Regions from separate parts of the Homo sapiens genome. Here region 2 is linked to region 1. A link is a loop called in an ENCODE intact Hi-C map of the cell type or tissue named here. Cell type or tissue: CD4-positive, alpha-beta T cell. All regions are shown on one strand.

Region 1 (5,000 bases):
AATAACTGCAAAAGACACTCCCGAGAGAGCTAAGAACCCACCCAGACTTCTAATTTGTGAAGACACGGTCCACGTACAACATCTGTATTGACGCCTATGTGAAAGCCGGGACATGGTTTATCCAAGGAATAGACGTGTCAGACTCCCAGGGTACCGACAGTAACTGCAGCACTTCAGCCCAACCATGCCTAAGAACAGGAAATAATACATAGCAGTGTTGGGAAATTATGTAAAAAAGCAAAAGACTGAGATAAAAGCAAATTGCTCCCAAAAGGTTAGACTTCATGTGAATCTTTTTTTTTTTTTTTTTTTTTTTGAGACGGAGTCTCGCTCTGTCGCCCAGGCTGGAGTGCAGTGGCGCAATCTCGGCTCACTGCAAGCTCCGCCTCCTGGGTTCACACCATTCTCCTGCCTCAGCCTCCCAAGTAGCTGGGACTACAGGCGCCAGCCATCACGCCCGGCTAATTTTTTGTATTTTTAGTAGACACGGGGTTTCACCATGGTCTCGATTTCCTGACCTCGTGATCCGCCCGCCTCGGCCTCCCAAAGTGCTGGGATTACAGGTGTGAGCCACCGCGCCTGGCCCCATGTGAATCTTAAGATGCCAGTCTATATCTACATAGCTCTTAGAAAGGCTCTATTCAAATTTTCTTTTTTTTTTTTTTTTTTTTTTTTGTCTTTTTGAGACAGAGTCTCGCTCTGATGCCCAGGCTGGAGTGCAGTGGCGCAATCTCGGCTCACTGCAACCTCTGCCCTCCGAGTTCAAGTGATTATCCTGCCTCAGCCTCCTGAGTAGCTGGGACAACAGGCGCCCGCCACCACACCTGGCTAATTTTTTGTATTTTTAGTAGAGACGGGGTTTCACCGTGTTAGCCAGGATGGTCTCGATCTCCTGACGAGAAAGGGAAGAGTTCTCTTTCAGAAAGTTCACATATTTTTCCTAGGCCTTTATTTTAAACCAAGACTATCGAGGAAAAATAGAATGTCAGGATCTCCATCTTCAACCAACTTCCAAATCGATCATGGAAAATGTGGAAAAGTCATCTATGAGCATCATAGTCAATTTTTTTTTTTTAATGAGATCTCCTGCTTTTTTTGGAATTTATGATGGGGAAGCCAGAATCCCTCAGCCAATTACTCCTCTAAGTCTGGCAGTTGGCAGCATTCAGTGTAGGTGCACCTGACAGCAATAACTTCAGAAGAAGAATGTGTGTTCAGAATTCCGAGCTAAGGAATCCAGAGATTCATTCCTTGTCTATAAGGAACATGTGAACCCCTGGCCCATCCTGTGGAACATGGACCACACAAGGGATTGAGGCCCTTTGCTTTGAGTTAAATGAGGATTGCCATGTAGGAGCAGGTGCTAAGTGAAGGTGATTTATCAACTGCAGGCTTTTTGCAAGCGATTGGGATTCTCCTGTCCAGCCCACTGCCACTGGATCACCCTGTAAGTCAGTCCTCTCAATAAACCCTGTGTCTCATTTGCTGGCTCTGGGTCTCTTCTTCCGCCTTTTGAACCTAGTGCCATCCCCACTGAAGTCAATAGGGGTCCCGCATGACACTCAGAGGCAGAGTTGGATTAGAAACAGGAGATCTGAGAACCTAGGCCTGTCCTGCACTAACTCTTGCTGTGACCCCAGGCCAGCCCACCCTCTGCTTCCAGATGGGCCTCTCTCGGGTTAGTCCAGCAGGAAACCATCCCCAGTGACCTCTGCTGGCTGACCCCCCACAATCTTGCCTTGGCCTCTAGGAACAGAGACCTCCTAGCCCCAGGGGTTGTTCTTAAGACCCATGGCACTGATGTGAGAATATGCAGAAACCTGCAAAGTACAAAACAAGGCACCACATGGTATCCCCGGGATCCTCTCCTTAGGCCTGGCAGGCCACCCCATCCTCAAAGAATCTGACCCCTTCCTCCACAGGAGTCTTCCTCAGGCCATCTAGCACCTCCCCAGCTCCCACTCCTCCAGCATCCACCTAGCCCTTAATAACCACAGGCTGAGAGAGGTGGCATCCTTCTAGGAATTTCCCCTTCCTCCTCAGTCAGACCACAGGGCTCCTGGGGAGTGGGCTGCCTCAACCACTCCACTCTGCCCTGGACCTTTCCAGAGAATCATCCTGGAGCCATCTGTTTCTTCTATTAGGTGACCGACCAAACTAAAGACAACTTGCTCCCCATCTTCTCCAACACCCCAAAACTATAGCTCAAGAATTGCAGTTTCATACAATCTGGAAGTATGTCCACTGAGCCCAAACCACTATTGAATGTTGCATTGTGGGGAAAAAAAAAGAGAAAGTGAGTTGTTAGGGTCCTGAAGAACAAGAACTGGCAGTGACCATCCTCCTGGAAAGTACAAAAGAATGACAGCCAAAAAGGCAAATATGAAATATGTTAGTGCCATCTATTGGCAAGAGTAAACAATAACAAAGAAGTGATGCTTTGCACAGTAGCAATTCAAATAAGAGCACCTCAGCGTCAACTCTGGGGTTTGCAAAAGGAGTTTTACATCCAACTAACTGCCTCTTAGGATGTTGAAAGCCCAAAGATGCAGGCTTTGCATGTGGAAAGCAGAGGGAAACTCCAGAACTGTTGGCTACATTCATGTTCACTTAGGGATATGACAAGAAAGAGCCCAAGCCAAGATGTGACTGGGTCCCAAAGGACAGATTCCATGCTGAGGAGACCGGAGCTTTCCCAGATTCCTGCCCCACCCCACCACGACGTCCGATCACTTGGTGGGGAAGTGGACAGGAGAGTCCTATGCTTAGATGGGCAGAGCAGGCATTGCAATTCCCTATGCCCGGAGCCTGTCCATAGATGCCTGGTGATGTGTGAACATGGAGATGGGATTTAGCAAGACCATTTCTCTAGGGGAACCTACCTGTGCAGACAGAGAAGAAGTGAGACACCACCCTGCTGAGCCCACTCCGCTGAGCCTCCAGGTCCAAGCTATGTGCTTCCTTCACATAGGGAATGCCAATGCAGCTGGCAGTACCAAGCAGGCATGAACTTCAGGTGAAGGAGAACAGGAGTCATAACTTGATTCGATACCGAGGGGCAAGGATGATGTCTGCCCTGAGATGACAAGATCAAATCCAGGCATCCGTGTCAGGGTCCTAACCTGTTGCCAGACTTCAGTTAGATTCAGGGACTACACCCCACAAACCAAGAGCCACAAGGCCTACAGGGGCCAGGCAGATGAGTTAAAAGAAGTCAAGATGTCTAGGTGAAAGGTAACAGGGAGGAGTGGGGACTGCGGCCAAACTGGAAAGACAATATTGGCCACATCTAAAGGGGGCGGCCAGTGCTCAGTCCAGCCAACTGCTGCTATGTGGGAGCATGGCCCAAGAGAATCCAGGCTGTTCTCCATATGGTATTTCTCAATTTTTAAATATTGTCAACTTAGTCATTAAAAAAGAAAAAAAATCATGCTAACCACATAAAACAGAACTGCAAGTCGGATTCAGCCCATATGCCTCTTATTTGCAACCTCTGCTAGCCCTTCTGTTTTATGCTTCTGTCCTCTTTTCCTTTAACTTCTTTGAAAAAAAATCTTTGTCTATAGGAAACCAAGAAGAAAAACAATTTCCCTTTGCAAAATCAATGATACCACTCATCTTGAGAAGTTTGAGAGTTAAATATAAAATTATCAGTGAGGACTGTCTCATGGTAGGCACTGTATGTTCACTCCCTTCTGCTTATATCTTATTTATGAAGTGCTTTCCAATTTCCTGCTTTTTTTTTTTTTTTTGCTTCTGACAACAGGATGGTAGGGCAAGTATTATTATCCCCATTGGAAAGATGAGAAAACTAAAGTTTAGAGAAGTTAAGTGATGGTTGAAAGTCATACACTGAGGCCAGGTGTGGCGGCTCACGCCTGTAATCGCAGCACTTTGGGAGACTGAGGCAGGAAGATCGCTTGAGGCCAGAAGTTCAAGACTAGCCTGGCCAACATGGTGAAACTCCATCTCTACTAAAAATATAAAAATTAGCCAGGCGTGGTGGCGGGTGCCTGTAATCCCAGACAGGAGGATGACTTCAACCTGGGAGGCAGAGGCTGCAGTGAGCTGAGATCGTGCCATTACACTTCAGCCTGGGCAACAGAGTGAGACTCTGTCTCAAAAAAAAAAAGTCATTGGGCTGTATACTCAGGTTGTGAGTATTTTACTGTTTATCTCTAGAAATGAAACATGGGGAAGTTACATGAAAAAAAGACTTTTAAGAACAAGTCGTTTTCCTCCTGAATTTAAACAACTCTACCTTGCTAGCTTAACCTCAAGGTCTTATAAGAAATTTAGTTTATACATCTTAAACACCTACACAAACCCTAAGAATGTGTTATAAAATCAACATGACACTGTAGTCTATAATTATAGTGCTCTAAAATATCTCTGAAATATGTTATCTTAAGAGACAGTGTTGCTGGCTAGCCATATGTAGAAAGCTGAAACTGGATCCCTTACTTACACCTTATACAAAAATTAATTCAAGATGGATTAAAGACTTAAATGTTAGACCTAAAACCATAAAAACCCTACAAGCAAACCTAGGCAATACCATTCAGGACATAGGCATGGGCAAGGACTTCATGACTAAAACACCAAAAGCAATGGCAACAAAAGCCAAAATTGACAAATGGGATCTAATTAAACTAAAGAGCTTCTGCACAGCAAAAGAAACTACCATCAGAGTGAACAGGCAGCCTACAGAATGGGAGAAAATTTTTGCAATCTACTTATCTGACAAAGGGCTAATATCCAGAATCTACAAAGAACTCAAACAAATTTACAAGAAAAAAACAAACAACCCCATCACAAAGTGGGCAAAGGATATGAACAGACACTTCTCAAAGAAGACATTTTGGCAGCCAACAGACACATGAACAAATGCTCATCATCACTGGCCATCAGAGAAATGCAAATCAAAACCACAATGAGATATCATCTCACACCAGTTAGAATGGCAATCATTAAAAAGTCAGGAAACAACAGGTACTGGA
Region 2 (5,000 bases), 230 kb before region 1:
TTTCATCCATTCTCTTTCTGATAGGTATTTGGGTTGTTTCTAATATAGTATTTGCTACTGTAAGCAATGCTGCAATAAGCATTATTACACAGATCTCCAGGTGAATGGGTGCCTGGTTTATTTGGCTTGGAATATAGGAGTTGGTCTCAAGGTACATATACGTATCATATTGACTCAATAAGGACAAATGCTTCTTCCGTGATTGTGGTAATTTATACTCCCCCTGCAAATGTATAAGAGCTGCCTATGCTCCACATCCTTGCCCATGCTGTCAGGTTCCATAACTGTTGTCAGTCTGAGGAGTATGAAATGGTATCCCATTGTATTCTCCTGGTTACTAATGAGGTTGAATGTCTTTTCAAATGTTTATACTGTAGGATTTCTCATCTGTGAAATACCTATTTACATCTTTTCTCCATGTTCTCTTGGCTTGCTTATGCTTTTTTAAATTGATTAATAGTGTTTTTAATATGTTATTGATACTGATTTCTTCTCTCAGTTAGGTATTATCTCTTAGTTCTGTCCTCTAAAAAGGGACATTGACAGCCTAAAAATAGTGATCACCTCTAGTACCCAGACTGTGGTCTTAAGTACCTTTTCCTACTGAAAGTAACCAGAGCTGGTTCTAGGTCTGGGGCAGGAAATGCATAAAATGAGCCTGCAACATCCTGTCCTATCTGAAATAGCCACAACAAAATACCAAAAATTGATGTGACCATATCAATAATCAGAATGTTACTAAAGAGGATCTCATTGACCAAAGATGGGACAATGCAAGAATGATAATAATAACTGGAATGGATCAAAACACATAAAACATTTTTAAATTCATGAATATACAATGATTAACCAAAAAATGTAAAACAAAAAACTCATTGATTACCTTAGAGGTTTCCAGGGAAACAACTTATTTGAAAAATTGATAAAGAAAAAGAATTAAGTATTTATCCTGCCTTTTCTGTGGACTGTTTTTTGGGGTAATAAAAAAGTTGATGAGGAAAAATTTTTATAGAATAATCACAACTAATAAATGCAGAAGGGATGATAACATTAGAAATTACTATTTTGCAACCTTCAAAAAACAATATATCTAGCAATGGCCATCATTGCTAAAACCACTAAAGACTAATTGGAAAATTTATAATGGACGAATCAGACTAGTAATCCATCGATCACAACTTTGACAATCAAAAAATACATATCTCCTGTTATGATATACAAGCTATGAATTATTCCTGTTCAAAAAAAAATTAAACTTCAACCTAATGAATCTAATGGAGTCTCTAGATTTAAATACCAGTTTTCAAGAAGTACAGGTGTATGAGATAAAGGACCATGTTAACACCACAAGAATACAATCAGCTAAATATGGAATCAGGGGAATTCTATAGGGAAAATAACTTACAGACCTTCAAAAATAAATTGCATAAAAGAGAGAGGATTCAGGGAACTGCTATAAATTTAAAGAGATTTAAGAGACACAGTAACCAAATGCAATGTTTGTACCTTGCTTGTATCTTTGTCGGAACAAACCAATTGTAAAAGGATAATATCAGTACCATTGAGGACAATTGAACAAGATATTAAGTAATGGGTTTTTCTTTGGGTAGGTTAGCAGTATTGATTTGGGTAATTTGGGGTTCTTATGTGTTACAGAGTTTATTGTGAAACAATATGATGTCTAGGGTTTGCTTTAAAATAACAACAAAAAATGTTGGAGAGTATTTTGAAAATAGAATGTTGGTAATTTTAAGCTGGGTGGCATATACCTTCTTTCACCTCTTGTGTATGTTTGAAATTTTTCAAAATAAAAAGTTTTTTTAAAGTAGAAATCATCACAAAATAAAATGATAGAAATAACACCAAAACTTATTTCTAATGGTCAATTAATTGCTACACAATTCGTCTCTGAAAAACAAAACAAAACAAAACAAAATAGCCCCTGACTGCTCTCCGCTGAGAGCCGACCTGACTCAGACTATTTGCTTCTCCGGTTGAACACAAACAATTTCACAGACCACCAACTACAGACCAGGTCACGATGCATCCATTATGGAATGAGATGCCATAATCGTGTCTGAAAACACACAAGAATGCTGTCCAAACCACAAAAAATAATCTAATATCCCCCTCTCCAGGCTAAGCTGTGTAACTGCTTCACCTTTACCAATGACAGCCTCAGCCTCCTGTATAATGTTATTATTATATCCATCATAAACTTGCCCCTGCTTCCTACCAGCACCTAATCCACAGTGTTGTGGATTGAATTGTGTCCCCTCAAAATATGTTCAAGTCCTCATGCCTAATATCTGTGAATGTTACCTAATTTGGGCCTTTACATTTATAAAGACTCAGATGTTTAAAATGAGGCCATACTGGAATTCTACAGGCCCTAATCCAATAACTAACTAGTGCCTTTGTAAGAAGAGAAAAATGTAGATATAGATACACAGAGAGAAGGCAGCCAAGTGAAGATACACAGGAGGTGGAGATCAGAGTGATGCAGTACAAGAAGCCAAGGAATCCCAAGGGTTGCCGGCAACCACTAGAAGCTACCAAGAGGCAAGAAAGAATCCTACCCCCAAGAGCCTTCAGAATGAGCATGGCTTTGTTGATACCTTTATTTCAGACTTCTAGCCTCTAGAACTGTGAGAGAATAATTTTCTGCTGCTTTAAGCCCTTCAGTTTATGGCAATTTGTTATAGTAGCTCTTAAAAACTAATAGAGCAAAACCCTTCTTCACTGACCCTTCCCCAGAATTTTCTAACATAAGCCCAAATCCTATGACAAGTCCTCCTAATATCCTTTTACCAAGAGAAACCTTGGTTCCCCACAGAGTGTGGTCTCCCTTGTTGGAACAAGTGGTAAACCCAATTGCGTCTGACTACAGGTATGTCCTGGTTATCTTTGGCCTGTAGGCATTGACCCTGTCCTTCACTTTTGTTGAAAACAAAGAATTGGAGATCACCTGACTTGAAAAAGTATTTGTTAACCAGTCAGTCATTGCAAGCATTCCTGCGTTCATGATCAATATTTGGAACTGCTCCTTTGTTTGGCACCCTGGAGGTTTTTGCATCCTGGGGCAATGCACCACAGTAAGATCTGGTTTGGATAAGAGCAAGGCTGCCAGTATCATCTGCTGAGCCTCTACACCTGTGGCACGCGTTCACCAAGTCACCAGCCGTGTCAGGGCTGGATTTCAAACCCCCCACTCTCCTCCTCAGCCAGGCACAAACTGCAGAGCCAGGAGTGGCAGAGAAAGAGGGTCATTTTTGAAGAGCAAACGGAAATGAAGAACCACCATGACCACAGACATGTTCTCAAAGAGAAAAATATTAGCAAAGAGTCTGTGTCACAGATCAAGATCTGGAATTTTCTTTGTTACTTCCTTTAAAACTGTTCAAAAGTATCCCTTGGGAAGTCTCCACGTATGCCAGGACTTACATGTATGCTAAGTATGAAGACCATTCCTCTACAATATGGAAGCATTCTGCAGCTTTGTTGTACAGAACACCAACTTAGTCTTTAGTCCTGTCCATGCTATCATTCCATGCATTCATTCAACTTCTCTTACCTTGTCTATATTATTACTAATTTCCAGGGACTGTTTCTTATCTCTGACTAATCCCTTTTTTTAGAGTATCTTGTTTTATTTTAGGAATGTGTTTCCCTCCCAGATCTCTCTGAGGATTCCATTTCAATTTTGTAAAATTACTTTCTGTTCCCTAAATTATCTCCACTTTCTCCAAAGTTGCCCGTTAGTTTATTCTTCTCATTCTTTCTCTTTCTTGAATCTTCACCTATTGGTTCATAAGTATAGATGAAGGACTAATTTAATTAGTGTAAACAGCTTGTTTCCCCCAAATGCCCCTTCCTTGAATGAAAGAACTACCAAGAGCTCTGTGGAAGTATAGAATGTGTGGCCAGCAGGCTTCTTCATAGAATGTATGCACACGGAGCAGCCAGTAAGTGAGAAAGCCCACATCGAATGCCAAATAATAAGGATTTTCCTTCTAAAGTAGTACATTTCAGTGGGTTTCACTTTCTTTTATTATTTTTGAATCTCGGCGACTGAAGTGGAAGTCTGGAACCATCTTTCTCTCCTTGTCTCTGCTTTCCTTATCTCCCAAGCCTAATATCGTCTCCCAGTATCTCCTAATATTAATATCTCCCCAAGGCAGATCTCCCCCTTTGCTTATGAGGCAGTCCTTCATTTTAGCCTGGTGGGGATCTCAGCACTAAAATCTCAAGAGCCCTGTTTAGTCTGCTTGGGGTGAGAGGAAGGGAGAACAGAGAGAGGAAGGACCCATAAACCCAATCATTCCAAGTGTGGATCTTTGCCTCATTTCCAAATATTTCTCTAGGGCCTGTGTCTGCTTTGCTGCATGTATGTATTCATGTTGCATGAATTGCAACTTGTGTATATTGATATTGGGTTTGGAGTTTCTTAGAGACCTCATGATGGGCATTACTCCTCTCCCTCTGTTTTGGGGCTGCAATTCTCCCTTCTCAGTTGAACAGTCTGTTTCCCTATGCTTTCCATATTCCAGCTTTTTTTTTTTCAAAACCTTCTTCCTGCTGGCTTCCCTTTCCATTATGTTTTTATCAAGCAGGTACAGGTATAAGTGTGGTCACAGAAAAGGAGAGAGATATGCACACAGATCTATCAGCCTTTCTGTGATTTGTGGGAATCGGAGGAAGGGGGGAAGTAGTATGTGTTCAGTTGACCACCTTGAAATTTAAAACCACTAGTTCTATTACTAAAGAGATAGATATATGGTATAATGCAAGATTTATATACATGCTTAACCAATATCTCAAGTGCCCAAAAGAAATGCCACACTTTAGATGGTACATTCTTATTTTCCTCCACCATTAGGATTCTGCTGTAGAAGAAATTAAGAATCACTACTATAATCTGCACAGCTATGCCTTCTGCTCAGTAGTCCTTGTGTGTGTCTGCCATGTAGAATACCTTCTAAAGACAATGAAAGCTTCCA

What was found. A loop is a pair of places that touch in the nucleus more often than their neighbours do. Peaks named below come from ENCODE experiments on the same cell type or tissue, not always from the same donor. Only the 100,000 strongest peaks of a DNase experiment are listed, where the experiment ranks them.
Region 2: it touches region 1 in a loop (2.9-fold over the local background); 20 of 110 quality-filtered maps call a loop at or near these places.

Annotation. Positions count from the first base shown.
Region 1 is chr2:84,862,947-84,867,946 of GRCh38, forward strand. All of the region lies in intron 2 of TRABD2A (TraB domain containing 2A), which reads right to left. Among named protein-coding and RNA genes, the nearest start is that of TRABD2A, 16 kb to the right of the region's middle. In CD4-positive, alpha-beta T cell, CTCF peaks have their summits at 2,383 (motif pointing left) and 2,582; a DNase peak (open chromatin) is centred at 2,385; H3K27ac peaks cover 1,290 bases.
Region 2 is chr2:84,629,146-84,634,145 of GRCh38, forward strand. All of the region lies in intron 29 of DNAH6 (dynein axonemal heavy chain 6), which reads left to right. Among named protein-coding and RNA genes, the nearest start is that of DNAH6, 120 kb to the left of the region's middle. In CD4-positive, alpha-beta T cell, CTCF peaks have their summits at 2,113 and 2,315; a DNase peak (open chromatin) is centred at 2,126.